Linked DNA regions of Homo sapiens: region 2 is linked to region 1. A link is an interaction called in ENCODE POLR2A ChIA-PET data of the cell type or tissue named here. Cell type or tissue: K562. All regions are shown on one strand. Each heading gives the region's core, and the rest is flanking DNA. Links, peaks and the distances in the headings are about the cores only.

The links. ChIA-PET counts read pairs that join two places held together with the same protein. Peaks named below come from ENCODE experiments on the same cell type or tissue, not always from the same donor. Only the 100,000 strongest peaks of a DNase experiment are listed, where the experiment ranks them.
Region 2: POLR2A ChIA-PET joins it to region 1 with 10 read pairs; 2 of 35 experiments call an interaction of 5 or more read pairs at or near these places.

Annotation. Positions count from the first base shown.
Region 1 is chr7:75,807,808-75,822,602 of GRCh38, forward strand. It overlaps CCL24 (C-C motif chemokine ligand 24), which reads right to left and starts at 5,999. Exons shown (of 3, transcript NM_002991.3): 1 at 5,836-5,999; 2 at 5,499-5,616; 3 at 3,018-4,157. The coding sequence starts at 5,908. The coding sequence ends at 3,989. In K562, for the core only: no CTCF peak of the experiment used is centred there; a DNase peak (open chromatin) is centred at 6,144.
Region 2 is chr7:74,987,063-75,001,857 of GRCh38, forward strand. The region is part of intron 1 of CASTOR2 (cytosolic arginine sensor for mTORC1 subunit 2); the gene reads left to right. Among named protein-coding and RNA genes, the nearest start is that of CASTOR2, 30 kb to the left of the region's middle. RefSeq lists enhancers at 6,904-7,524, 7,717-8,222. In K562, for the core only: no CTCF peak of the experiment used is centred there; DNase peaks (open chromatin) are centred at 7,069 and 10,979.

The DNA of each region.
Region 1 (14,795 bases), core at 2,859-10,858:
GATAAAACAGGTTGTGGTAAAGAAACTGGCTAAAACCAACCAAAACCAAGATGGCAATGAGAGTGACCTCTGGTCGTCCTCACTGCTACTCTCCCACCAGCGCCAGGACAGTTTACAAACACCATGGCAACATCAGGAAGTTACCTTATATGGTCTAAAAAGGGTAGGCATGAATAATCCACCCCTTGCTTAGCATATCATCAAGAAAAAAACATAAAAAATGGGCAACCAGCATCCCTCAGGGCTGCTCTGTCTATGGAGTAGCCATTCTTTTGTTCCTTTACTTTCTTAATAAACTTGCTTTCACTTTACTCTATGGACTCACCCTGAATTCCTTCTTGTGTGAGATCCAAGAACCCTCTCTTGAGGTCTGGATTGGGACCCCTTATATGTCTGCTGCTTAAACCTCACCTCCCAGGCCATGGTGCTGAGCCAAGGGGCAGGTGTCGCGGAGAACCCAAAAGTCCCAGAGCATATCCGGGAACATAGCCAAGGCAGACAGTCTCATTGCATACAATAGGCAAAGAGCCAGAAAATTAGCTTCAAAGCAGCATAGAGATGGGTAGCGGGGTGGATCTCTGCAGTGGTCCTGCTGCTAGCTAGGAGTCCCTATATGTAAATCCTCACACACTCACCTACTCGCCAGGCTGGACTTCTCTGAGTTCTTTGGTCTCGGCTCTTTCCCAGCTTGGGAGAACATTCTTCTAGACAATTGCGAGTTTTCTCCATGACAGGGTCTCATGCCACTTCCCAGTGGTTTGAGCTCTGATTGTCCTCTGCTAAATCATGCACTTTTTTTAATTTTTAATTTTATTTTTATTTTTGTGGAGATGAGATTTTCCATATTCCCCAGGCTGGTCTCAAACTCCTGGGCTCAAGCAATGTGCCTGTCTCAGCCTCCCAAAGTGCTGGGATTACAGGCGTGAGCCACCATCCATGCCCCTCTGATCATGCACCCATTTTTTTTCTTTTCTTTTTTTTTTTTTGGAGACAAAGTCCCGCTCTGTTGCCCAGGCTGGAGTGCAGTGGCGTGATCACAGCTCACTGCAGCCTCAACCTCCTGGGCTCAAGCAATCCTCCCATCTCAGCCTCCAAAGTAGCTTGCACCACCACCACATCCAGCTACCTTTTTAATTTTTTGTAGGCTGGGCGCAGCGGCTCACACCTGTAATCCCAGCACTTTGGGAGGCCAAGGCGGGCAGATCACTTGAGGTCAGGAGTTTGAGACCAGCCTGGCCAACATGGTGAAACCCATCTCTACTAAAAATACAAAAATTAGCTGGATGCAGTGGCATGTGCCTGTAGTCCTTGCTACTTGGGAGGCTGAGGCAGGAGAATTGGTTGAACCTGGGAGGTGGAGGTTGCAGTGAGCTGAGATCATACCGCTACACTCCAGCCTGGGAGACAGAGCAAGACTCCGTCTCAAAATAAATAAATTTATTATTATTATTATTATTATTATTATTATTTTGTAGAGAAAGGATCTCCCTATGTTACCCAGGCTGGTCTTGAACTGCTGGGCTCACAAGATCCTCCCACCTTGGCCTCTTAAAGTGCTGAGATTACAGGCATGGGCCACTGCACTCAGCCAGAGAATTGGAAAGCTGCATGGTGTGGAAAACTTACATATTTGGTGTCAAAACTGTCGCGAGCATAGAAAAAGAGTTTTTCTCTTTCAAGGTCATGCAACTTGTAAAGCAGAATTGGCTTTGAACCCATAGTGCTCTTGATTCACGAGTGTGTTCATGTTATAATTCTAATTCTTTGAAGCAAGACATCATCGTGTATCATTTTTTTAGCCTCCTAATACCCATAATAACTCCTTGTGCAATAACATGTTTGTTGAAATATTTTAAAAATTTGGGGCCAGGCAGAGTGGCTCATGCCTGTAATCCTTGTAATTCCAGCACTTTGGGAGGCTGAGGCAGGTGGATCACTTGAGGTCAGGCGTTCGAGACCAGCCTGACCACCATGGTGAAACCCCATCTCTACTAAAAATACAAAATTAGCCAGGCGTGGTGGTGTGTGCCTTAATCCCAGCTACTTGGGAGGCCAAGACAGTAGAATCGCTTGAATCCGGGAGGTGGAAGTTGCAGTGAGCCGAGATCATGCCATTGTACTCCAGCCTGGGCAACAAGAAAGAAACTCCATCTCAAAAAAAAAAAATTTTTGTTTGGGGCCTGGTGCAATGGCTCACATCTTTAATTCTGGTGTTTTGGGAAGCCGAGGTGGGAGAACTGCTTGAGGCCAGGAGTTCTAGACCAGCCTGGACAACAAAGCAAGATCTCATCTCTACAAAAAATGAAAAGATTAGCCGGGTGTGGTGGTGCACACCTGTAGTCCCAGCTACTTAGAGAAGCTGAGGTGGGAGGATTGCTTGAGCCCAGAATTTCGTGGCTGCAGTGAGCTATGATTGTACCACTGTACTCCAGTCTGGGCAACAGAGTGATACCCTGTCTCAAAAATTTTTTAAATTATTTAATTGAACCTAGCTGTGCATGTGTGTTTTTCAAAGTCAATAACAGGACTCCCAGCGGCAGGGCAAGGTCACTCCCAGATGCTTTGGGCTCCGGCTGTCTTCTTCCCCTCCAACCTTGGAGAGGCAGCCTGGGATGCTTTCTGGGGCACGTACACCATTGGTCACAGCCCAACCCTACCCCCTCCAGGAGAGTCAAAAACACAAAATGCCGGGCGCAGTGGCTCACACCTGGAATCCCGGCACTTTGGGAGGCTGAGGCGGGTGGATCACCTGAGGTCAGGAGTTTGAGACCAGGCTGACCAACACGGTGAAACTCTGTGTCTACTAAAAATATAAAAAAATTAGCAGGGCATGATGGCAGATACCTGTAGCCCCAGCTGTTCAGGAGGCTGAGGCAGAAGAATTGCTTGAACCTGGGAGGCAGAGGTTGCAGTGAGCTGAGATCGTCCCATTGCACTCCAGCCTGGGGCGACAAGAGCGAGACTCCATTTCAAAACGAAAAGAAAAAAAAAAAAAGAACACACAAGACACAACAACCTTCAAAGAAAAAAAGAATCGCATTTTATTTGGCCTATTATTTGAGAACAGCAACTGTGTCTACACTCTTGATAAACCCACACAGTATATCATGCATAGAAAAAAAAAGCTAGAGTCTTTTCTCCCCCTAATCCCCCCACCCTATCTTCCCCTCACCAAAATGTGGGGTGAGCCCAGATTTGAAGGCAGTACAGGCCCTTGTCCCCAAGACAGCATGGAGCAACCTGTCACAAAGCAGGGAATCTCCTTAAAGTCATGTCTTCCCAAAAAGATTAAACTACCCAGGCTGGCCCTTCACCCCAGTCCTCCACGTTCATTTCCTTTAAAAAAAAAAAAATTATGATTTTTTTTTTTCAACATAAAAGTTTGAGTAGGCTGGGTGTGGTGGCTCATGCCTGTAATCCCAGCACTTTGGGAGGCCGAGGCAGGTAGATCACTTGAGGCCAGGAGTTTGAGACCAGCCTGGCCAACATGGTGAAACCTCATCTCTACTAAAAATACAAAAGTTAGTTGGGTGTGGTGGTACACACCTGTAGTCCCAGGTACTCGGGAGGCTGAGGCACGAGAATCACTTGAACCCAGGAGGCGGAGGTTGCAGTGAACCGAGATTGTGCCACTGCACTCCAGCCTGGGTGACAGAGCGAGACTCCGTCTCAGAAAAAAAAAAAAAAGAAAAAGCATCAGAACCAGGTCAGGAGGAGAAGGCAAAGAGTTGCCACTGCTCTCCTTCTGGGATCTTCTCACCCAGCTCCAGAAAGGCAAGGGGCCTTGGATGCTTGGAGCCATTGCTCAGCCCCCGGGAACCACATCACCTGCTCCCTCGGGTTTTTCATAGAAGAGACACATCCCTGGAGAGTGTTGCTAAGAAACAGGAAAATTAGCTCTTCCCCCCATCACTGTGGCTTCTCCAGGCCCCGAGTAGCCCGCCAAGCAGCTCAGGCCCAAACTCAGGGCTGGAGGGCTGGGCGGGGATTAGCAGGTGGTTTGGTTGCCAGGATATCTCTGGACAGGGCCCTTGACAGCCACTGCCCTGGCCCTAGGGGAAGCCTTCTTCTGCTTGGCGTCCAGGTTCTTCATGTACCTCTGGACCCACTCCTGCTTGGGGTCGCCACAGAACTGCTGGCCCTTCTTGGTGGTGAAGCTGTGGAAGAAAGGGACAGGGGATCAGCTGAGGTCGACAGGGACCTTGGGCCACTCCACTTCATGGCGGGGGGGATGTGGACGCCCAGAGACAGTAAGGCTTCCTTGCAAGTTGCTGAGATGATGTCATCTTCATTTTTTGACACAGGGTCTCACTCTGTTGTCCAGGCTGCAATAAAGTGGCGATCATAACTCACTGCAGCCTCAAATTCCCAGGCTCAAGCTGTCCTCCCGCCTTAGCCTCCTGAGTAGCTGGGACTACAGGAACATGCCACCATGCCCAGCTAATTTTTTTTATTTTTTTGCAGAAACGGAGTCTCACTATGTTGCCTAGGCTGGTCTTAAACTCCTGGCCTTAAGCAACCCTCCTGCCTCAGCCTCCCAAAGCACTGAGATTGCAGATGTAAGCCACTGCACGTGGCCTTCTTATTGTATTTCTATTTCATGCCTCTGTTTACAAAATGAGTTCACAGTTACTACTTATGAAGCTATTTGGAGGACAGACACATGTCAGCCCACGTGACCTTGAGCAAGTTACCTTCCTGAGCCTCAGCTGTCCTCTGTAAAATGGGAACAATCATCGCTACCCCATAGAATTGTTGAGAGAATTAGATAAGATATTGTCTTGTGCCCCTGAATAGTGACTTGTTATATATTTGGTGCTCAGTAGATATTGAATCTAAATCCTTCTCCTGGTGGATCACGCCTGTAATCCCAGCACTTTGGAAGGCTGAGATGGGCAGATCACTTCAGGTCAGAAGTTCGAGACCAGCCTGGTCAACATGGTGAAACCCTGTCTCTCCTAAAAATACAAAAATTAGCCGGGCATGGTGGTGCGTACCTGTAATCCCAGCTACTCGGGAGGCTGAGGCATGAGAATTGCTTGAACCTGGGAGGCGGAGGTTGCAGTGAGCCAAGATCGTACCACTGCACTCCAGCTTGGGTGATAGAGACTCTGTCTCAGGGGAAAAAAAAAAAATCCTCCTCCTGGCTGGGTGTGGTGGTTCATGGCCGTAATCCTAGCACCACTTTGGGAGGCTGAGATGGGAGGATCACTTGAGCCCAGGAGGTTGAGGCTGCAATGCAATGAGCTATGATCGTGCCACTGCACTCCAGCTTGGGTGACAGAGCAAGACCCTATCTCCTAAAAAGAAAAATGAAATTAAAAAAATAAATATATCCTCCTCCTAGTTTTATGGGCAAGGAAGTTGAGGACCAGAGAGGGGAGGTGACTTCTCCAGGGATGCACAGAGCTGGGGCTGGCTGACCTTGCTTCTCAGGGACCCTGGAGTTGCACCTGCCCCCACCCCTCTCCTGCCACGTGCCCATGAAGGATACCTACATCACTCCTGCCTTGAGGCATGTGCTCCTGCTGGACAGCTGGTAGCTGACCACTCGGTTCTCAGGAATTCTCTTGGAAACAAAGAACATGCAGCAGGGAGAGGGGATGACCACAGAGCCTAGAAGAGGAGAGAGAGAAGAGCCACGTCTTTTCCCAGCCTCCCCTTGGCTCTGGGCCTCAGAGCTGGAGCTTGAACCCTGCACCAAACACCGCCAGTCCATTCACTGGGCCACCCTTTCCCCAGCGCTTCCCTCCAGCCCCAGGCTGGTCAGTCCTGCACCCCCCACTGTGCCATCCCAGCCATGCCCTTGGAACTGCATCCTGTCGGAGGTCTTACCCGTAGGGATGATGTGGTGGGCACAGACACCAAGGAACAGAAGGCTGGTTACTATGGTCATCAGGCCTGCCATGTCTCAGAGAGCAGAAGCACCAGCTCGGGGCTCAAAGCTGACGTGCAGGAGGAAAGGACCTAGGGATAAATAGCTCGGGTCCTTGCAGAGTACCCCAAACTCCCTCCCTCTGCCCTTTATGGGGCAACTAGAAGGAAACACGCCCCCGAGCCCCCTCCACGCTTCCTTGAAAATCCTGAGGCCTGTGGTCTGGAAAGAGGAAGTTGTTGTCCCGTTGTTGCCCAGCTGAGTCAAGGGTTATCTTGGGCTCCGAACGAAAGAACTGGGGGAGGGGACATCACCCCACCTAGGCCAAGTTCAAAGGTGTTGGATGCATTGTCAGAAGGCCCATGGGATCCTGGCTGTGTTGGCCACTCCCTGTGGGATCCTGGATAAGTCACTCACCTCCCTGAGCCTCAGTTACTTCAGCTGAAAATGGGCAGAGTCATCCCTATCTTCTCCCTTCCATTCATTCATTCATTCATTCACCCAATTATTTATTAGGCATGTGGTCTGTGCCAGGCACTGGGAGGACTCTAATGGGGAGACAGATTTGTGATCAAGTGTGTGTAACAGACAATGAGAGGTCAGCTGGGCACGGGGGCTCATGCTTGTAATCCCTGTGCTTTGGAAGTTTCAAGTGGGAGGATCATTTGAGGCCAGGACTTTGAGACCAGCCTAGGCAACAAAGCAAGACCCTATCTCTATAAAAAATAAAAAAATTAGCCAGGCGTGGTGGTGCAGGCTTGTAGTCTCAGCTCTTGGGGAGGCTGAGGTGGAAGGATGACTTGAACCCAGGAGTTCAAGGCTGCAGTGAGCTGTGATCACACCACTGCCTCTCCAGGCTGGGCAACAGAGCAACACCCTGTCTTAAAATCAATCAATCAACCAATCAATCAATCAGTCCATGACAAGTCTTGACAGAGCAAAGCAGATGCTGTCAGGACCGCTTTCCATCAGCTCTCGGTGGCCTTGAAGTCCCAACAGCCATCGCCTGTACCCTCAAGTTGCCGGAGCCACTTAGTCACCAAGATTCTAGGGAAGTGGGAAATGCCTGGAAATTCACATCCTCTGAGGTGGCCAATGTCTGCCAGAGGGATGCCGACTCCAGATCCAGCATGACCTACCCTGTTTCCTGAGTTTCCAACTCGGTCAAATCTGTGACTCTCTGTGCAGCCGGACTTTGCTTGGCCCCTTCCCGCGCCGACCAGATTCCCAGTCCCCCGATGGTCTCTCGTGGAAGCATCTCTTAATAAACCACAAGCCCATGAATCCCTGCCAAGGGTCTGCTTTGGGGACCCTGACCCAGGACAAGGTATGGGGGTGGTGGGTGGGAGGAAGGGAAACATAGGAGAAACCAGGGGCCGGGAGCGGTGGCTCATGCCTGTAATCCCAATGCTTTAGGAGGCTGAGGCGGGAGGATTGACTGAGGCCAGGAGTTTGAGACCAGCAGGGGCAACATAGCAAGACCCTGTCTCCAAAAGAAATAGAAAAATTAGCCAGGCACGGTGGTATGCGCCTGTAGTCCTAGCTACTTGGGAGGCTGAGGGGGCAGGATCACTTGAGCCTAGGAGTTTGAGGCTACAGTGAGCTAGGTGAGCACCACTGAACTCCAGCCTGGGTGACAGAGCATAATCCTGTCTCTTAAAAAAAAAAAAAAAGAAAGGCTGGGTGAGGTGGCTCATGCCTGTCATCCCAGCACTTTGGGAGGCTAAGGTGGGAGGATTATTTGAGCCCAGGAGTTCAAGACCAGCCTGCTCAACATAGCAAAACCCCGTCTTTAAAAAAAAAATAAAAAGAAAACAAAAAAACCACGGGAAAACTGGCCAATTGTGCCAGGAGGAAAGTTCAGGAGGGACTCATAGCTGACAGCTGCACTGAGGTTGGAGGACAGAAGGCACTGGCAACTACGCGGAAGCCTGTAAGTCATAACGTCCAGTTCAGTTGTAAGGGACTGAGGCAACTTTATGAGGCAGAGTGGGACATGGCTCCCACCTCACTCCACCCCCGATTCCAGGATCCCAGGTCAGGACCTCATGATCAGAGACTCCCTTCACCTGCCACTCCCATGTGGCTGACTGCCACGGAGGCTCTACAGCCCTTTGTAATTATTGGGTAACAAGAACAAGGAGGAGGAGGTAACAATTGGTCAGCTGCTTAATTGATCACAGGTTCATATTGCTACTGACAGGCTTCAATTATGCCTAACCATAAGAAAGATTTGTGCTGTCTCCAACACTCCCATACCCAACCCCTCCCTACGGTTCTCTCCATTTGCCTTCTCCAACCTCCCTGCTCTGGGATTCCAGGGCACACACCGATGTAAGACCCACACAGTGGCATAGTGGGAGCACAGTGGTACTCGTCACTTGGTGGCCAGCTGGGTGTCTGCGTCTCAGTCTCATGCTTGACCTGAACGCCTTGAGATAAATTTATATACCCGCCAAGTGCCGAGCAAATCACCTGTGCCATGGCCAGCATTTGCAGAATGAATAGATGATGGATCAACTCTGAAACAACTTCCTCTGGACCAGGGACTCCTGTGTGGGTTTTGCCCACAGAGCACAACTGGAGCCTGCGTGTACACAAGGTAAGTCAGCAAGGCGGGTCCCCTGATGGAGGCAAGACTGAAGTCGGGGAGGCTGGTAGCACCTGATCTCACTGCCTATGCTTACAGAGTGAAAAATGCTGAGAGCCCAACTCAGGGCTTCATTAGCCTGGCACCTGCCCCTGTCTGCCTTCACCTCCCCATCAGCCAACAGTAATTATCCTCTGCTGGCAGAGCAATTAGGGAGGATTAAGTGAGAAAAGTCATGGGAAGGCCCTTTATACATGCAGAGGTTTTTTTCTTTAAAATTTTATTTATTTATTTATTTATTATTTTTGATACGGAGTCTCTCTCTGTCGCCCAGGCTGGAGTGCAGTGGCGCGATCTTGGCTCACTGCAACCTCCACCTCCGAGGTTCAAGCGATTCTCCCGCCTCAGCCTCCCCAGTAGCTGAGATTACAGGCACCCACCATCGTGTCTTGCTAATTGTTGTATTTTTAGTAGAGACGGGATTTCACTAGGTTGGTCAGGCTGGTCTTGAACTCCTGACCTCAGGTAATCCACCCACCTCGGCCCCCCAACGTGCTGGGATTACAGGTGTGAGCCACTGCACCTGGCCAAAAAAAAAAAAAAAAAATTTGAGACAAGGTCTCACTCTGTTGCCCAGGCTGGAGTGCAGTGGTGTGATCATAGCTCATTGCAGCTTCCAACTCCTGGACTCAGGCGATCCTCCTGCCTCAGCATCCTGAGTAGCTGGGACTACAGGTGCACGCCACCATGCCCAGCTAATTTTTTAAATTTTTAGTAGAGATGGGGTACCCCTATGTTGCCCAGGCTAGTTTCCAACTCCTGGCTTCAAGCAATCCTCCCACCTCGACCTCCCAAAGCGCTGGGATTACAGGCATGAGCCACTGTGCCCAGCTCATCATGATGTCTTATGACAGCTCTTCTAATTTTTGCTCCCCAGTGATTCAGAGGGGATGCCGGTTGACTGCCTGCATTTTCTCACTCAGTGGGTGCCGGGAGTGTGGTGTGTGGGGAGGAGGAAGTTGGGGGGAGAAAGGATGGTCAGACAGAGGCAGCACTCAGGAGAAGAGTGAGGCTGGGGTAAATAGGGCGGGGATGCCTGCCATCCCCATGTTGCAACAGGAGTGGGCGAGCAGAAGGTCATTGGGTGGGAGTGTGTGGGGTGGGGTGCTTCACCCCAGATTAGTAATACCCATTAAGGGCTTTTCCAAGGCCTTAAAAAACACAAAATATCCAATTTTTTTTTTTTTTTGAGAAGAGTTTCACTTTGTCACCCAGGCTGCAGTGGAATGGCCTGATCTCAGCTCACTGGAGCCTCAACCTCCCGGGTTCAAGCAATTCTCATGCCTCAGCCTCCTGAGTAGCTGGGATTATAGGCACCCATCACCACACCCAGCTAGTTTTTGTTTTTTTAGTAAAGATGGGATTTCACCATGTCAGCCAGGCTGGTCACCAACTCCTGACCCCAAGTGTTTTACCCACCTCGGCCTCCCAAAGTGCTGGGATTACAGGCATGAGCCACCGCACTGGGCCAAAACACCCAATGTTTTGTTGCTGTTGTTGTTGTTTGTTTTGTTTTCAGACACAGTCTCTCTTTGTCACCCAGGCTGGAGTGCAGTGGCATGATCTTGGCTCACTACAACCTCCGCCCCCCAGGTTCAAGCAATTCTCCTGCCTCAGCCTCCCGAGTAGCTGGGATTACAGATGCACACCACCATGCCTGGCTAATTTTTATATTTTTAGTGGAGGCGGGGTTTCACCATGTTGGCTGGGCTAGTCTCAAACTCTTAATCTCAAGTGATTCGCCCACCTCGGCCTCCCAAAGTGCTGGGATGACCAGCATGAGCCACCTCACCCAACCAAAACTCCTAATCTTTATGCTCTATACAGGGAAATTGTTAAGGCAGGGATTACCAACCCTGTTTTACGAGGGAAGAGCTGATGCCTTGCAAGGATAAGTGAGCAGACACCATCACAGGGCCACTTAGCTCCCGAAATGGGAGCCCATCTCTACTACAAATACAAAAATTAGCTGGGCGTGGTGGCACGCACCTGTAGTCCCAGCTACTCGGGAGGCTGAAGCAGGAGAATCGCTTGAACCTGGGAGGCAGAGGTTGCAGTGAGCCGAGATCGCACCACTGCACTCCAGCCTGGGTGACAGAGTGAGACTCCGTCTCAAAAAAAAAAAAAAAAAGAAAGGGAGTGGTTAGGTAAAAAGAGAAAGAGCCAGGTGCAATGGCTCACACATGTAATCCCAGCACTTTGGGAGGCCGAGGTGGGAGGATTGCTTGAGCCCAGGAGTTCAAGTCCAGCCTGGGCAACATGGCAAGACCCGGACTCTTTAAAAAAAAAAAAAAAATTAGAAAGAGGAAGAGGGAAGCAGTAGAAGTGGGAACCTGGCAGGGGCAGAAACAGCATGTGTGGAGGAGGCTGGAGGGTGGGTGGGAGGTGACCCACAGCAGTGTGAGGCTCTTAGAACCCCTGATGGCTCCAGCACAGACCCTGTCCCTCTCTTGGCCTCGGTTTCTCCATCTGAGAAGTAGCGTGTTGGCCAGAGCGGCCTCTCCCCAAGTGTAGGACCACCAGCCATGATACAAGAAGGAACATTTCTCATTTTATTTAAATGTTTTGTTATGGTCACCCTCTTTAATAAGGGACTTTAAGGAACTTTATATATATATATATTATAGTAATACAAGATTTCCCTAAGGTAAGAAATATGAGGGCCAGGGCTCACGCTTGTAATCCCAGCACTTTGGGAGGCCAAGGTGGGCAGATCACCTGAGGTCGGGAGTTTGGGACCAGCCTGACCAACATAGAGAAACCCCATCTCTACTAAAAATACAAAACCAGCTGGGCGTGGTGGCACATGACTGTAATCCCAGCTGCTCGGGAGGCTGAGGCACAAGAATCTCTTGAACCTGGGAGGCAGAGGTTGTGGTAAGTGGAGATCGCACCATTGCACGCCAGACTGGGCAACAAGAGTGAAACTCCGTCTCAAAAAAAAAAAAAAAAAAAAAAAAAAAAAAAAAAAATATATATATATATATATATATATATATATATATTCATAGGCTGGGCGATGTGGCTCACATCTGTAATCCCAGTACTTTGGGAGGCTGAGGCAGGAGGATTGCTTGAGCTCAGGTGTTCGAGACCAGCCTAGGCAACATAGTGAAACCTCAACTCTACAAAATATAAACGAAAAATTAGCCAGACACTGGGGTGCATGCCTGTAGTCCCAGCTATTTGGGAGACTGAAGCAGGAGGATCGCTTGAACCCAGGAGTTCAAGACTAGCCTGGGTAACATAACATATCCCCATCTCTCAATAAATAAATAAAAGAAGGGGGCTGTCATCTCTGAAGATAAATGACTTTAAATACCTGAGGAAGGGTCCCAGAAAGGGGGCACTGGATCTGATGGCCCTAATTAGGGTAAAAGTAGACCACACACACACACAAAGAAAGAAAGAAAAAAAATCCTGTGTCTTCTTACTAAGGTCTGAACTGAATTTTAGGTCAAACCATAGGCCCAAGATGGGCAGCTATGGTGTAGTGACATATTTTAGTCCCTGACCTGCTAAAAACTGGCTGTATGAGCCTGGGCAACTTGCTCACTCCTCCCAAGCTTTGATTTCCTCATCTATGAAATGGTGGGGGCGGGGAGGATGAGGCCACTTTTTACCCATGATCTCATGTGATTCTAGAATCCTAGAAAGTTACGGATGTAAGGGCTTTTAGTAAACTACTTCTTCTTCTTCTTCTTCTTCTTCTTCTTCTTCTTCTTCTTCTTCTTCTTCTTCTTCTTCTTCTTCTTCCTCTTCTTCTTCTTCTTCCTTCTTCTTCTTCTTCTTCTTCTTCTCCTCCTCCTCCTCCTCCTCCTTCTCCTTCTCCTTCTCCTTCTCCTTCTCCTTCTCCTTCTCCTTCTTTTTTTGAGATGGAATCTTGCTTTGTCGTCCAGGCAACAGCACAATCTCGGCTCACTGCAACCTCCAACTCCCTGGTTCAGGCAATTCTCCTGCCTCTGCCTCCCGAGTAGCTGGGATTACAGGCGCACGCCACCACACCCAGCTAATTTTTTTGTACTTTTAGTGGAGGCGGGGTTCCACCATGTTGGCCAGACTGGTCTCGAACTCCTGGCCTCAGGTGATCTGCCAGCCTTGGCCTCCCAAAGTGCTGGGATAACAGGCATGAGCCACCTCGCCTGGCAGTGCACATGCAAGTCTTCACCATCTAGCAGGAACCAGACCCTTAAGCTAGAGGAACTCAGCCCCAAGGGAGGTGTTTCAGGTATCCATCCATCCACCTACCCATTAATTCATCTACTCACTCATCCATCCATCCATCCATCCACCCACCCACCCACCCATCTACCCACTCATCCACCCATCTATCCATCATCCATCCATCCATCCACTTATTCATCCATCCACCCTTCATCCATCTACCCATCCACCCATCCACCTACCCACCCATGCATCCACCCCTCCACCCATCCATCCATTCACCCACCCATCTACTCATCTATCCATCCATCCATTCACTAATCCATCCATCCATCCATCCATCCATCCATCCCTCCACCCATCTATCTATCCATCCACTCATCTATCCATCCATCCATTCATTAATCCATCCATCTATCCATCAATTCATCCATCCATCCATCCATCCATCCATCCATCCATCCATCCCTCATCGAACCCTGCTATATACCAGGTGCCCCATCCCAGGCATACCAAGAAAAACTATATACAGGTGTTGCCTTGGGGAACTCTCACACTAGCCTTGAGAGACAGAGGCAATTATGACACAGGTGATAAGTGTCCAGATGGAGGAGGTCTACCGAGGCCACAGTGGAGAGCAGAAGTCATAGAAAACTTCCTGAAGGAGGTGCCCCTTGTGCTGAGTTAGGCTGACCAAGGGGAGTTGGGCTTGACAGGGAGGAAACTGGGCAGAGAAGGGTATTTCAAGCCCTGGAAGCCACAGAGATGAAGTCAAAGCAGAGGGGTGACTTGGCCAGGTTGGAGCCTTAAAGAAATCACTCTGGCTGCAGTAAGTCATGTGGCAGAACTGGTGGGAAGCCTGTGGTAGGGAATCTAGGATGGAGAGGTGGAGGAAGTTAGGATGGAAAAAAGAGGATGGATTTGAGGATTACTCAGGATTCCATTTGCTGAGCTCTGATGCCATATGGTTGAGGAAAAGGAAGGATTGTCTAGGATAACACTTGGGTTTCAAACTTGAGTGCATGTGTTGGGGGGACCATTCATGGATAAAAACAGTCTGCAGGGGCTGTGGGGCTTCCAGGGGTTCTGGTAGATGCCCGAGGCAGGCAGGGCAGGTAGGGAGAGGTCTGGATGTCCAATAAATTATCAGAACAAGGGAGGGGCTCAAGGCTGTAATCCCAACACTTTGGGAGGCCAAGGCGGGTGGATCACCTGAGGTCAGGAGTTTGAGACCAGCCTGATCAACATGGAGAAACCCCGTCTCTACTAAAAATACAAAAAATTAGCCGGGCGTAGTGGCGGGCGCCTGTAGTCCCAGCTACTTGGGAGGCTGAGGCAGGAGAATGGCGTGAACCCGGGAGGCGGAGCTTGCAGTGAGCCGAGATCCCGCCACTGCACTCCAGCCTGGGCGACAGAGCGAGACTCCGTCTCAAAAAAAAAAAAAAAGAAAACAAAATTAGCCAGGTGTGGTGGCACAAGCCTGTAATCCCAGCTACTCCGGAGGCTGAGGCAGGAGAATAGCTTAAACCCGGGAGGCAGAGATTGCGGTGAGCCAAGATCGCACCATTGCACTCTAGCCTGGGTGACAGAGCCAGACTCCATCTCAAAAAAAAAAGAAAAAAAATCAGAACAAGAAGAACCTTTGGAGTCTCACCTGTCCCGACACTTTGTGGCTGGGAACTGGAAGCCCAGGGAGATTAGACAGCCTCAACTGCCCCACCCAGCTCAAGACACAGTGTAGTACCATGGGGAGGGCATGGCCCTAGAGGTAGACACTCCTGGGTTTGAGCCTCGTCCCAACCATATGCTCACTTGGTGGCCCAGGCAAGGTGTTTAGCCTCTGTGAAGCTTAATTCATTTACTAAAAGATGGGTGTGTGACTGTGCACCTCCCAGGATGGTGGAGGGAGTAGGCCTCAAGCTTCAGTGAGGGACTCCATGAAACGCCACCAGACCAGCATCCCTTCAGCTGTTCCCCTAAAGCCCTACATGGCTCCTCTGAACTCATCTTATCCTCTTATTGTCCCCATGTCACCAGTAAGGAAACTGAGGTTCAGGCTGGGCATGGTGACTCACGCCTGTGATCCCAGCACTTTGGGTGGCCTAG
Region 2 (14,795 bases), core at 3,494-11,493, 820 kb before region 1:
ATTAGGATCTTCCCCTGTGTTTATGCTACCAAGGAGTGTTTGTTGTCTAAAGCCAGCACCGGCCGGGCGCAGTGGCTCACACCTGTAATCTCAGCACTTCGGGAGGCCAAGGTGGGCAGATCACTTGAGGTCAGGAGTTCAAGACCAGCCTGGCCAACATGGTGAAACCCCATCTCTACTAAAAATACAAAAATTATCCGGGCCTGGTGGCGGGAGCCTGTAATCTCAGCTACTCGGGAGGCTGAGGCAGGAGAATTGCTTCAACCTGGGAAGTGGAGGTTGCAGTGAGCCAAGATCACGCCTCCAGCCTGGGCAACAGAGTGAGATTCTGTCTCAAAAAGAAAAAAAAAAAAAAAAGATGCCAGGATCCCTAAATCCTCCCATAGAAGAAGGAAGGTTCTTAAGTCGCTCAAACACACACATCTGTTGGGAGGGCAGATTCTCCTGCAGTCTGGGCCTTTCTCCCGCAGAGGGCAGGGACAGGTGGCCCAAGGGAGACCAATTCAGGCAATTTGTGTGATCCAGGAAGGCCATGCCTCTGGTCTCCCGAGGGCTTGTTCATCACCCCCGTGGGGAGTCAGGCCCCTCTCACAGTGGCTAGGGAAGACAGAGACTGAGCAGTGAGAAGGTTCTGTCTGGTTTTCTTTTTTTCTTTTAATTTAATTATTTTTTTTCGAGACAGAGCACCTAGGCTGGAGTGCAGTGGCGTGATATCGGCTCACTGCAACCTCCACCTCCCAGGTTCAGGCAATTTTCCCACCTCAGCCTCCTGAGTAGCTGGGATTATAGACACGCACCACACAGCTGGCCAATTTTTGTATTTTTAGTAGAGACAGGGTTTCACCATGTTGGCTAGGCTGGTCTTGATCTCTTGACCTCAAGTGATACACCCGCTTTGGCCTCCCAAAGTGCTGGGATTATAGGTGTGAGTCACTGCGCCTGGCCTTTTTTTTTTTTTAATAATATTTTACAAAAATTGATATTAAACTGTTCTCACTCTTGGCCTCTGGCTTTCACTGCTCATTGCTCATCTGTGTCCAGAGATGGCCGATGGTCACGGGTCACTCCTTTTTTTTTTCTTTTTTGAGACGGAGTCTGGTTCTGTCACCCAGGCTGGAGTTCAGTGGTGCCATCTCGGATCACTGCAATCTCTGCCTCCCGGGTCAAGCAATTCTCCTGCCTCACCCTCCCAAGTAGCTGAGATTACAAGTGCCCGCCACCACACCCGACTTATTTATTTATTTATTTATTTTGAGACTGAGTCTCACTCTGTCGCCCAGGCTGGAGTGCAGTGGCGCGATCTTGGCTCACTGCAAGCTCCGCCTCCCGGGTTCACGCCATTCTCCTGCCTCAGCCTCCCGGGTAGCTGGGACTACAGGTGCCTGCCACTGCGCCCAGCTAATTTTTTATGTTTTTAGTAGAGACAGGGTTTCACCATGTTAGCCAGGATGGTCTTGATTTCCTGACCTCTTGTTCTGCCCACTTCGGCCTCCCAGACTACTGGGATTACAGGCGTGAGCCACCGCACCCGGCCCACGCTCCTTTTTTTTGGTGGACCTCAGGCATGCAGAATTTGATGACTCAGAATTTTTGGTTCGTGACGTACTTATTGATCCTGCTTTTACTTTATGTTTGTTTATCATTTGAATAACACTGCCCCCCACAGCGACCATGACAGTGATGGTAACTGCTGTCTGCCTACATTTATCTTTCCCTTGATTTTTGCAAAGGCTTTCATCCCATTTATATGTATGGAAAAGATACCTGGCAGCCTGCGATCTTCTGAGGCATGCTTTTTTTTTTTTTCATTCCACATTGCATTTCAAAATGCAGAAGATATTCTGTGTTTCTATTACTGTAGAATATTAGGGCATTCAGCCATAACACTGGAGGGAATTTTTCTTTTTTTTTTTTTTGAGACGGAGTCTTGCTCTGTCACCCAGGCTGGAGTGCAGTGGCGCCATCTCGGCTCACTGCAAGCTCCGCCTCCCAGGTTCATGCCATTCTCCTGCCTCAGCCTCCTGAGTAGCTGGGACTACAGGCGCCCGCCACCATGCCCGGCTAATTTTTTTGTATTTTTACAAAATTTTACGGGGTTTCACCGTGTTAGCCAGGATGGTCTCAATCTCCTGACCTCGTGATTCGCCCATCTCGGCCTCCGAAAGTGCTGGGATTACAGGCGTGAGCCACCACGCCTGGCCTTTTTTTTTTTTTTGAGACAGGATCTTGCTTTGCCCAGGCTGGAATGCAGTAGTGCAGTTATAGCTCACTGCAGCCTGGACCTCCTGGGCTCAAGCAGTCCTCCTGCCTCAGCCTCCCAAATAGCTGGGACTACAGGAGCATGCCACCATGCCTGGGTAATTTTTGTTTTGTTTTTGAGATGGAGTCTCGCTCTGTCACCCAGGCTGGAGTGCAGTGGCGCAATCATAGCTCACCACAGCCTCTACCACCCAGGCTCGAGCAATCCTCCCAACTCAGCCACCTGAGTAGCTGAGACTAACCACTGTGTCCGCCTATTTTTTTTTTTTTTTTCTGTAGAGATGGGATCTCACTATGTTGCCCAGGCTGGTCTTGAACTCCCGACTTCAAGCGATCCTCCCACCCCAGCCTCCCAGAATGTTGGGTATGGGTATGAATCACTGCACCCAGCCTGGATTAATCTCAAAAATAATTTATTGAGCAAAATAAACCAGGCAGAAAATAGGACATAATGTGTGTGTTTCCATGGATTTGAAGCACAAAACAGACACAGTGAATCCACGGCACTAGAGACTAGAGCAGTGGCTGCCTCCAGTTGTTGGGAAAGGAGCACGGAACACTTTCTGCAATGATGGGAATGTCCAGTATACTTATCAGGGTGCTGGTTAAATGGGGGATATACACTTGCCAAAAGTCATCTAATTGCCCACCTGAAAATCTGTACATTTTGTTATAGTAAGTTATGCCGCAATTGTAAACGCTGAGTTTGGGGTTAAAAAAAAATACACATCTATAAGAAACCATGACCCAAGCTCAGATTTTATCTCATTAAAAACATGTTTTGGTGCCGGGTGCGGTGGCTCACTCCTGTCATCCCAGCACTTTGGGAGGCCGAGGCGGGCAGATCACAAGGTCAGGAGATGGAGACCATCCTGGCTAACACAGTGAAACCCCGTCTCTACTAAAAATACAAAAAATTAGCCGGGCATGGTAGTGGTTGCCTGTAGTCCCAGCTACTCGGGAGGCTGAGGCAGGAGAATGGAGTGAACCCGGGAGGTGGAGCTTGCAGTGAGCCGAGATTGCGCCACTGCACTCCAGCCTGGATGGCGAGACTCTATCTCAAAAAAAAAAAACAAAAACAAAAAACAACAACAACAACAAAAAAACATGTTTTGGCTAGGTGCAGTGGCTTATACCTGTAATCCCAGCAAATTTGGCAGACCAAGGCAGGAAGATCTCTTGAGCCAGGAGTTCAGGACCAGCTTGTGCAACATAGTGAGACCCTGGTCTCTACAAAAAAATAAAAAATTAGGCTAGGTGCGGTGGCTCACGCCCATAATCCTAGCACTTTGGGAGGCCAAGGCGGGTGGATCGCTTGAGGTCAGGAGTTTGAGACCAGCCTGGCCAACATGGCAAAATCCCATCTCTACTGAAAGTACAAAAATTAGCCAGGTGTGGTGGTGGGTGCTTGTAATCCCAGCTACTCGGGAGGCTGAGGCAGGAGAATCACTTGAATGCGGGAGGCAGAGGTTGCAGGGAGCTGAGATCGTGCCACTGTACTCCAGCCTGGGTGACAGAGTGAGACCCAGTCTCAGAAATAAATAATAAAATAAGAAATTAGTTGGGTGTGGTGGCACACGCCTATAGTCCCAGCATAAATAAAATAAGAAATTAGTTGGGTGTGGCGGCATGCACCTGTAGTCCCAGCTACTCGGGCAGGAGGATCACGTAAGCCCAGGAGTTAGAGGCTGCAGTGAACTGTGATTGGTGCCATTGCACTCCAGCCTGGGTGACAGAGCAAGACCCTGTCTGGAAAAAAAAAAAAAAGGAAAAGAAAAAGAAAATGCCCTCGCACCTAACCACGAGCCACACTATAGTTGGGCGAGCTGGAAGGTGTGAGCATCTGTAGGTCCTCAGCCCATGAAGGTGCCCTGCCTGCCTGGTAGTGGGAGACGCAGTGGCCTTTATCACATTCTCCATAACTGGATATGAGGGAAGCATGGGACCGTGATCCCTGGAGGGACTGCAGGGATTGCCCACGCTAGTCATCTCACTGTACAGCTGGAGAAACTGAAGCCGGGACAAGGAGTGGGCCAAGGTTCCATAGTGAGCAGGGGATGCCCTGTCTGCCTGGCACACCACCCTCCTGTCCAGCCCCCAGTGCCCCTACCCACCCCACCCCAGGCCAGGAGCAGCCCCTGGCACCCAAGACAGGTGCAGAGTCAATCAGCAAATACTACAAGGCTCGCCCAGAACTGGGAGCTGGGGTAGCAGTGACAAAGCCTCCTTGGTCTCTGCCCACTCAGCAGCCCAGGCCAGGGTGGAGTTGGTAAACTTCAGCAGTGATCTAATGGCCAGACACCTCCCTAAGTAGGCACTGACGGTTGGAGGGGAGGTGTGGGTCGTGTTGAGGAGGGGACGTAGTGGAGCATGGTTCGTGAAGGTGTCAACCCTAAGACCTGAAGGCTGGGGAGTGGAATGAGGGTCCCGGGGGAGGATATGGCACACTAAGGAACGAGGAGGGGCCCAGCAGTGGTCACATGGGGGCTGGACAGAAACAGCCCAAATCATGGAGCTGGAAGCCATCCTGGGGCCCTTGGTATTATCGTGGAGACAGTGGGAGCCATGGGAGGTGCTTGACCCAAGGAGTGAGGTCATCACATTTGTGCTTTGAGAAGTGCCTTTGCCTCTACTGTGCAGCGTGGATGGACAGGGTCTCAGGAGACCCAGGAAGAGGCTTGGAAGATGACAGCAGGGATGAAAAAGGCTGGATTTGAGGTCCCCAAGGGGTCAATCGAAGAGGGCTTGGTGAAGGGCAGGCTGGGGGCATGGTGAATCGAGTGGCACACAGCAGGTAGACACCAGGAAGAGTCTGGGTGGGGCTCAGGGGGATGGGTCACTGCTGGAGGTGAAAGGTCTTCCCAGTTCTGGTCCTGTCTCGTGCAAAGTGTGACCTCTGGCAGATCCCATCCCTTCTCTGATCCTGGGTTTTTGTCTAAAGATGATCTATTCCATGCTAAAAGTCTTTCCCCTTAAGATGCTAATCAAGGAACTGTAGGGCCCTGTATGGTGGCTCAATCCTGTAATCCTAACTCTTCGGGAGGCAAAGGTGGGAGGATGGCTTGAGGCCAGGAATTCAAGACCAGCCTGAGCAACATCGTGAGACCCTGTCTCTACACGAAAAGATTTTTTTTTTAAGACGGAGTCTTGCTCTGTCACCCAGGCTGGAGTGCAGTGGCATGATCTCGGCTCACTGCAACCTCTGCCTCCTGGGTTCGAGCGATTCTTCTGCCTCAGCCTCCAGAGTAGCTGGGACTACAGGTGCAGGCCACCATGCCCAGCTATTTTTTGTATTTTTAGTAGAGACGGGGTTTCACCACATTGGCCAGGCTAGTCTCGAACTCCTGACCTCGTGATCTGCCCACCTCAGCCTCCCAAAGTGCTGGGATTACAGGCGTGAGCCACTGTGCCCGGCCTCAAGATTTTTTTAAATCAGCCTGGTATGGTGGTGCATGCTTGTAGTCCCAGCTACTTGGGAGGCTGAGGCAGGAGGATTGCTTGAGCCCAGGAGTGCAAGGCTGCAGTGAGCTATGATCGCACCACTGCACTCCAGCCTGGGGGAAAGAGTGGGACACTGTTTCTTAAAAAACAGAAAAGGGCCAGGTGTGGTGACTCAGGCCTGTAATCCCAGCACTTTGGGAGGCCGAGGCAGGTGGATCATGAGGTCAAGAGATCAAGACTATCCTGGCCAACATGGTGAAACTCCATCTCTTCTAAAAAATACAAAAATTAGCTGGGTGTGGTGGCACGCGCCTGTAGTCCCAGCTACTCGGGAGGCTGAGGCAGGAGAATGGCGTGAACCCAGGAGGGGGATGTTGCATGAGCAGAGATCGCGTGACTGCACTCCAGCCTGGCAACAGAGCAAGACTCCATCTCAAAAAGAGAAAAAGAAAAAGGAAGGCACATAGAGCTTCTAGAAGTCATCTACCCCCAGGATGGAATTAATTGCTCCAGAAAGAAGTGAGTTCCCCATCCCTAGGTGTATGCAAATGCAGGCTGGGCCAGTCTCTGTTCAGGATTCCAGTACTGGAGGAGGCAACAAAAATAGCTTTCCAGACTTGATTCTGGGCTTCTCCGTGCCCCACCTCTACATCTGGGTGGTTCCCTGAAGGTCCTCCTTTGTCTTTTTTTTTTTTTTTTTTTTTTTGAGAGCGAGTCTCACTGTGTCACCCAGGCTGGAGTGCAGTGGTGTGATCTCTGCTCACTGCAACATCCACCTCCTGGGTTCAAGTGATTCTCCTGCTTCAGCCTCTGGAGTAGCTGAGATTACAGGCACCTGCTACCACACCCAGCTAATGTTTGTATTTTTAGTAGAGACAGGGTTTCACCATGTTGCCCAGGCTGGTCTCGAACTCCTGGTCTCAAGTGATCCACCCGCCTCTGCCTCCCAAAGTGCTGGGATTGCAGGTGTGAGCCACCGTGCCTGGCACCCCCCTTTCTTATTTGCTGGTGAACTGGTGGTAAACTGTGCCACAGATTAAAAAAAAAAAAAAAAACACTTGTAATTCTCTTCTCTCTGCTACTTTAGCTGGTTCATAAATCAGACATCTCAGAAAAGGTTTTGCCAGGCAAGTTTACCTGGAAGTGTCTCTCCCCTGCTGCACCCTCCTTCCCCCTCTGCCTTGGGGTTTCAGGTCTGTTGCTGGAACGGGACTCTGGCTGGGCCAGGGCTCCTCGCCCAGGATGCCCGGGGAGAGGCCCCGTGTGAGGGCCTCACTCTGTGGGCTTAGGAATCCCAGAGTAAACAGATCAAGTTACCCGTGTCAGCCGGGCCGTCCACAACAGGCAGCCGCAGCGATTGAAGATGGGAATGTTCTTCTCAGAGATGACTCAGCTACTCAGCTTCTCGGCCCAGATCAGGGGCCACCCTGGGCCTCAGCTCTGCCCTGGTGCTTGGCTCCAGGCCAAGGCCAGGGTTGGGTGGTGGGGGGAACAATGGATTTTGAGAGTCAGCGACTGGTGTGCAATTCTCTTTCACCCCGTCAGGGTGAGGGCACATGTCAACAACTCTGGCAGGGCGAGGGGACCAGCTGCGACCTGGATCATCTATAGGGTGGTGGCTCAGCCTCTCTAAGCCTCAGTTTCCTCATCTGTCAAATGGGCAGCAACAACTATGTCAGAGAGTTGATGGGACAAATGAATCAACCGCCCGGGTGTGGTGGTTCATGCCTGTAATCCCAGCACTTTGGGGGGCCGAGGCGGGTGGATCATGAGATCAGGAGTTCGAGACCAGCCTGGTTAACATAGTGAAACCCCATCTCTACTAAAAAATACGAAAATTAGCCGGGCGTGGTGGCAGGCGCCTGTAATCCCAGCTACTTGGGAGGCTGAGGCAGGAGAATTGCTTGAACCTGGTAGGCAGAGGTTGCGGTGAGCCGAGATTGTGTCGCTGCACTCCAGCCTAGGCAACAAAGCAAGACTCCATCTCCAAAAAAAAAAAAAGAATCAACCAAGGTGGTTGAAGCCAGGGTGCAGGGAGAGAAGTGCAAGTCTGCAGGGAGAGCCTGGACCACGGTGGTTGGAAGCCCAGGAGTGAGCATCTGGGGACAGGGTGTAATAGGAGATGAGAGAGGACCCCTTGAGAGCTGCCTACGCTGGGGAGGAGAAGAGCAGCCACCACAGGAAGCAGAGGACTGTCAGTGTCCAAGACGTCAGAGGAGACCGTGCGGGAGATTGCAGATTCCAGGGAGGCCTTGGCCAGCCATGTGGGTCCAGGCAACAGGTCAAGGGCAGGGAGGCATGAGGGAAGACGTCATCGGGCTGGGCTCAGGGAGGTCACTGATGAACGGAGCGGGATACCCTGGAGGGCTTGAGGAGGTGGCCCAATGGCAGGGGGTCGGGGTAAGGAGGTGGCCTCAGGAGGAGATGGGGATGAAGGAAGACTCTTTTTTTTAGGACATAAGAAACTTGATCCTATTTATTGCTAAGACTAAGAAGCCAAGTATGAAACCGACAGCTCAGGGAGGTGCTTGGGAGAGTCATGAAAGGGGGAAGGAGTTTGCCAGGGTGCTGTTTTCCTGAGGCCAGAGAGAAGGGATCAGATGGGTGGACAGGTCGGGCACAGTGGCTGACACAGTGGCTCACACGTAACCCCAGGACTTTGGGAGGCCGAGGCGGGAAGATGTCTTGAGGCCAGGAGTTCGAGACCAGCCTGAGCAATATAGTGAGACCCTGTCTTTACAAAAAAATGAAAAAAAAAAAAAAGGCCGGGTGCGGTGGCTCACACTTGTAATTCCAACACTTTGGGAGGCCGTGGCGGGCGGGTCACGAGGTCAGGAGATCGAGACCATCCTGGCTAACACAGTGAAACCCTGTCTCTACTAAAAATACAAAAAATTTAGCCAGGTGTGGTGGCAGGCGCCTGTAGTCCCAGCTACTTGGGAGGCTGAGGCAGGAGAATGGCATGAACCTGGGAGGCAGAGCTTGCAGTGAGCCGAGATCACGCCACTGCGCTCCAGCCTGGGCAACAGAGCGAGACTCCATCTCAGAAAAAAAAAAAAAAAATTAGCCAGGCATGGTGGTGTGCACCTGTAGTTGCAGCAACTTGGGAAGCTGAGTTGGGAGGCTCACTTGAGCCCAGAAGTCTGAGGCTGCTGCAGTGAGCTATGATTGCACCATTGCACTCCAGCCTGGGCAACAGAGCAAGACCTTATCTCAAAAAAAAAAGATGGGCGAATGATCAGAGACTTTCTGAGAGGGTGCCCTCCCCAGTTGGTCTGTGTCTTAGGAAATCTGGGGTGTGTGTTGGGGTGCTGAGCGTGGCAGAGGGGCAGGGGTGGAAGAGGTCTGGGGGAGGGAGGGTTAAGCTCACCCAGCAATGGGTAGATGGGCCCCGGTGGCAGGAAAGGGGGATTTCTGAGCTGCATGTCTTTGCTGAGGGTGAGTTTGGGCAGGGGTCATCTAAGGATGGGGCCAGCCGAGGGGCCCCCAGGAACACCCAGCCCCACAGGCCAGCAGTACACGGTAGGGTTGGAGTGGTGGTGGCCGCAGGAGATGAGTGTGACCGGGAACCAGGGCCACTCCGAGAGTTACCATGTGACAGGACAACAACTCCAGCCCATGCCCCAGCGTGTCCCCAAAGTCCTTTAATAGCAAGGCCTCCAGAGAATGTTGCGTCCCAATTCATAGTGTCAGGGCAGGACTGCAGGTTGCTTTAGGGTCAAATATTTCCATTGTGGTCTTCAGCATGTTGACACAAAACTGTCTGCATGCTTGGAAAGGTCAGAGGTTGTGTGTCTCGGTGTGCGTTCTCAGCTCTGGTGTAAGGAACACAGAAGGTTGAATGAGCTTCTGGTTATGTCAGGGAAAGACCAGGGAAGTGTCGTGCCATTAACCAAAACCAGAAATGGATGCATGGATGCTGTTTATGAAAGCAACCACAGCATGCCTGGTGCTTTTTTTTTTTTTTTTTTTTTTTTTTTTTTGGAGACAGAATCTTACTCTGTCACCCAGGCTGGAGTGCAGTGGCGCGATCTCGGCTCACTGCAACCTTCGCCTCCCAGGTTCAAGCAATTCTTCCGCCTCAGCCTCCTGAGTAGCTGGGATTACAGGTGCCTGCCACCACGCCCGGCTAATTTTTTTGTGTGTGTTTTTAGTAGAGACGGGGTTTCACCATGTTGGCCAGGTTGGTCTCAAACTCCTGACCTCAGGTGAACCACCCCCCTCGGCCTCCCAAAGTGCTGGGATTACAGGCATGAGCCACCGCGCCCAGCCGCCTGGTGCTTTTTTAATTTTATTTTTTATTTTTGAGACAAGGTCTTACACTGTCACCTAGGTTGGAGTGCAGTGGTGCAATCATAGCTCATCACTGCAGCCTCGACCTCCTGGGCTCGAGCAATCCTCCTTCCTCAGCCTCCTGAGTAGCTGGGACTACAGGTGCATGTTACCAGGCCCTGCTAATATTTTTTTTTAGATTATTTTTTGTAGAGACAGGATCTCACTGTGTTGCCCAGGCTGGTCACCTGGTGCTTTTATCTGCAAAGGGACATTGATTCCTCACCCTGGTTCCTGAAGGCAGACAGTAGATACCCCTCTTGGAAGTTTGGGGAACAGGCTCAGGAGCTGTGTAAATATGCCCAAGACCACAGGATCGGACTGCCAACTCCAAAGCATTGCCTTTTTTTTTTTTTTTGAGACAGAGTCTTGCTAGTCCGGAGAGCAGTGGCGTGATCTTAGCTCACTGCAGCCTCGAACTCCCAGGTTCAAGCGATTCTTGTGCTTCAGCCCCCCAAGTAGCTAGGATTACAGGCATGTGCCACTATGCCAGGCTAATTTTTGTATTTTTAGTAGAGATGGGTTTTCACCATGTTGGCCAGGCTGGGCTCGAACTCCTGACCTCAAGTGATCTGCTTGCCTTGGCCTCCCCAAAGTGATGGGATTACAGGCATGAACCACTGTGCCTGACCAGGTGTTTTTGTTTTTTTTTTTTAATCATAGGTACTTGTAACTCTGTAAAAAGTCTACCCTGCCATACACAATGTCTGGGGACTTGTTTTTCAACCCACAGTGCTGTGACATTGCTGACACTTGTTTATCTCTTTGCTTAACACTGTGGATGGTTCATGTGTTGCCTGCTGGGTAATATTCTGCCATTCTTCATGTCCTCTTCTGCTGATGGGCGTCTGGGCTGTGGCCAGGTTTTTGTTACTGAGAACAGGCTGTCACGGATCCTCTTGTCTGTGTCTCCCGTTACATATCTGTAAAGGGTGGATGTCTCAGAATGGAAATGCTGAGTCATGGGGCGTATGCTACAAGTCCCCCCTGCCTTCAGAAAGCCCCCAACCCATAGAGGCAGTTCAGCCCCGGCTCGGCAGACCCCAGGCAGCTAACTCCTTTAACCCAACTAAGCTTCGGTTTTCCCGTCTGTGAAATGGGAATCATTCTACAGCACATTCATTAAGGTCACACTGATTACAGACCTCGTACCAAGCCCTGTGCTGGGCATGGCGGCCCTGGAGGAGGAGATGCAGCCTTGTCTCTTGCTCGCAAAGACAGAAATGGGGCCGGGCACGGTGGCTCACACTTGTAATCCCAGCACTTTGGGAGGCTGAGGTGGGTGGATCACCTGAGGTCAGGGGTTGGAGACCAGCCTGGCCAACATGGCGAAACCCCATCTCTACTAAAAATACAAAATTAGCGGGGCATGGTGGCACACGCCTGTAATCCCGGCTACTCGGGGAGCTGAGGCAGGAGAATCGCTTGAACATGGGAGACAGAAGTTGCAGTGAGCCGAGATCGCACCACTGCACTCCAGCCTGGGCGACAGTGAGACTCCATCTCAAAAAAAAAAAAAAAAGGCAGACAGACGTGGAAGTGATTAATCTCAGTACTATGATGGATATCACCATGGCTAGGGAGGTGATAGGCTGGTGGGGGTGAAAGGAAGTTGGGCTGGGGACCATGAGAATTGGGGAGATCCAAAATCAGTGATTATTTTGCACCAAGACCTGACAAGCAGAAGGTATACTCTTGTCTACAAGGACTGAGATCTCCTGGAGGGGAGCCTGGGTTCCTGGGGCTTTCCCCCAGATCTTTGTGATTTCTTCTGCCCTATCCGTCCCCTTTGGTAACGCTGCCTCTCCATAATCACCCTGGAATTTGCCAAACACCATCACCCACGCTGTCTGATTGGATTCTCCTGGTCGCCCGTGACACAAGCACATTTTATTTTCTATCTTTTTTTTTTGTTTTTTGAGATGGAGTCTCGCTCTGTTGCCCAGGCTGGGGTGCAGTGGCGCGATCTCAGCTCACTGCAAGCTCCACCTCCTGTGCTCACACCATTCTCCTGCCTCAGCCTCCCGAGTAGCTGGGACTACAGGCGCCCGCCACCATGCCCAGCTAATTTTTTGTATTTTTATTTTTATTTTTTTTAGTAGAGACAGGGTTTAACCGTGTTAGCCAGGATGGTCTCGATCTCCTGACCTCGTGATCCACCCGCCTCGGCTTCCCCAAGTGCTGGGATTACAAGCATGAGCCACCGCGCCCGACCTTATTTTCTATCTTAAGGCAAAATAACTCCTGTTCAGGATCGCCCTTCCAATTGCAGAACCAATTAAGGGCCTTTTTCTAAGTAAAACTTGAAAGGGCAGCTTCTAGTTGCTAAGGACAGGAGAAATGAAATGTAAATAACAGGAGAGACCCATTGAAAACCCAGGAGAAACAGATGAAAAAGCTGCAGCTGGTTAGCAGAACAAAGCTGGGCACTCACCCTCCCCCTGATTTTCCTCTGGGAAGAAAAGCCCCATGAACTGTGGCCCCGAAACACTTCTATCACTCACTGCTTTTTTTTTTTTTTTTTTTTTTTTTTTTTTTTTTTGAGACGGAATCTCGCTCTGTCTCCAAGCTGGAGTGCAGTGGCGTGATCTTGGCTCACTGCAACCCCTGCCTCCCAGATTCAAGTGATTCTCTCGCCCCAGCCTCCCGAGTAGCTGGGACTACAGGTGCACACCACCATGCCCAGCTAATTTTTGTATTTTTAGTAGAGACGGGGTTTCACCTTGTCCCGGATGGTCTTGATCTCTTGACCTTGTGATCCGCCTGCCTTGGCCTTCCAAAGTGCTGGGATTACAGGCATGAGCCACTGCGCCCGGCCACTCACTGCGTGTTTTAAAAGGCCCCTGTCAGCTGGGTGCACTGGCTCGCAACTGTAATCCCAGTACTTTGGGAGGCCGAGGCTTGGGAGGATCGCTTGAGGTCAGGAATTCGAGACCAGCCTGGGCAATATAGCAAGACCCCGTCTCCACAAACATTTAAAAATTAGCCAGCCATGGTGATGTGCATCTATAGTCCCAGCTACTCAGGAGGCTGAGGTGGGAGGATCGCTTGAGCCCAGGAGTTGGAGGCTGCAGTGAACTATGATCATGCCAGTGCACTCCAGCCTGGGTGACAGAGCAAGACACTGTCTCTAAAGGAATGAATGAATGCATGAATGCTACTATTAGCCACATCAGTAAAACATCAGCAGGGAGGCAGCCAGAAGTTGGCTGGCAGGGGCAGGGGTGGGCGGTCTCCAGAAGCAGGTGAGGCCCTGATCCCTTCATTCCCTCACTTGGATAGGCTGCAGGAGATGTGGCCAAACTCCCTCATTCCAGACAGAACGGGCCACACTTTGCAAGAAACACCCCTGTCCTTCCAGGCTGGTGCTGTAATCCCAAGTGGGCTGAGAAAGGACCTGCTTTAAGTAAGGCCCGAGAATGTTTTGTAAACAGGCGCCCATAACATCCAAGACACCTGTCTTGGGGCATGTTTGCAGAGCCTCTCTGGTTTGGGTGGGTGGGTCACTTGAGCAGTGAAGGCTCTGGGCTTGTTTCAAAACCCCGCTGGCCAGGCTCTTTTTTGTTTGTTTGTTTGTTTTTGAGATGGAGTCTCGCTCTGTCACCCAGTCTGGAGTGCAGTGGCACAATCTCGACTCAACTGCAGTCTCCACCTCCCCGGTTCAAGCAATTCTGCATCAGCCTCCCGAGTAGCTGGGACTACAGGTGTGCACCACCACACCTGGCTAATTTTTTGTATTTTTAGTAGAGGTAGAGATGGGGTTTCACCATGTTGGCCAGGCTGGTCTCGAACTCCTGACCTCAGGTGAGCCACCTGCCTCTGCCTCCCAAAGTGCTGGCATTACAGGCATGATCCACCGCACCCGGCAGGCCAGGCCGTTAATTCCAAAGGTCCTGGCTTGTTCCCAGGCAAGCTAGCAGGTGACCTTGGCAGAGTCTGGCTGACACAGGGCATGGTGACCCTGCAGGAATCAAGCCTGCATCTTTTATTTTATTTTTTTAAGACAGGATCTCACTGTGTCACCCAGCCTGGAGTGCAGTGGTGCAATCACGGCTCACTGCAACCTCCGCCTCCCAGGCCCAAGTGATCCTCCCACCTCTGCCTCCTGAGTAGCTGAGACTACAGGGGCACACCACCATGCTCAGGTAATTTTTAAATTTTTTTGTAGAGATGGAGTCTTACCATGTTGCCCAGGCTGGTCTCAAACTCCTGGGCTCAAGTGATACCCCTGCCTTGGCCTCCACAAGTGCTGAGATTACAGATGTGAGCCACTGCGCCCGGCCTCCCACCTGGAGTTTTTTAACAGCACTTAGCACCCACACTGGGTACTTTCTGGCATTTGCTCCTCTTTCCAGCTCTTTGTAGGCAGAGTACAGAGAGGCCACAAACCCCGGGGGCCCGGCATCTGGGGTGTGGACCTGGCCATGACTCATTAGAAAAGGCGGAGAGAGAATTAGAACTGGAGACCTTAGCTTCTCCAAGAGGAGGGTTAAGTCAAGGTGATACCACATGAGGGCGGACAGGGTTTGTTCTCTTTGAGGCTTCTCTGATTTTGAAGGCAAGTGTGTGGCCACAGTCCATCCTTTCGCTCAGCAATCCTTGAGTGTTGATTCCATGCCCAGCCAGTGTCAGATACAAGGTGTGTGTACGGAGGACCCTCTGTCCTTGCTTCTGAGAGCTGTGGTCTACTGAGGGAAGTAGACCCTTAAAGTATGATTTGTAATAGTTTGTGGGAAGCACTCGGCACTGTCATGCGCAGTTGG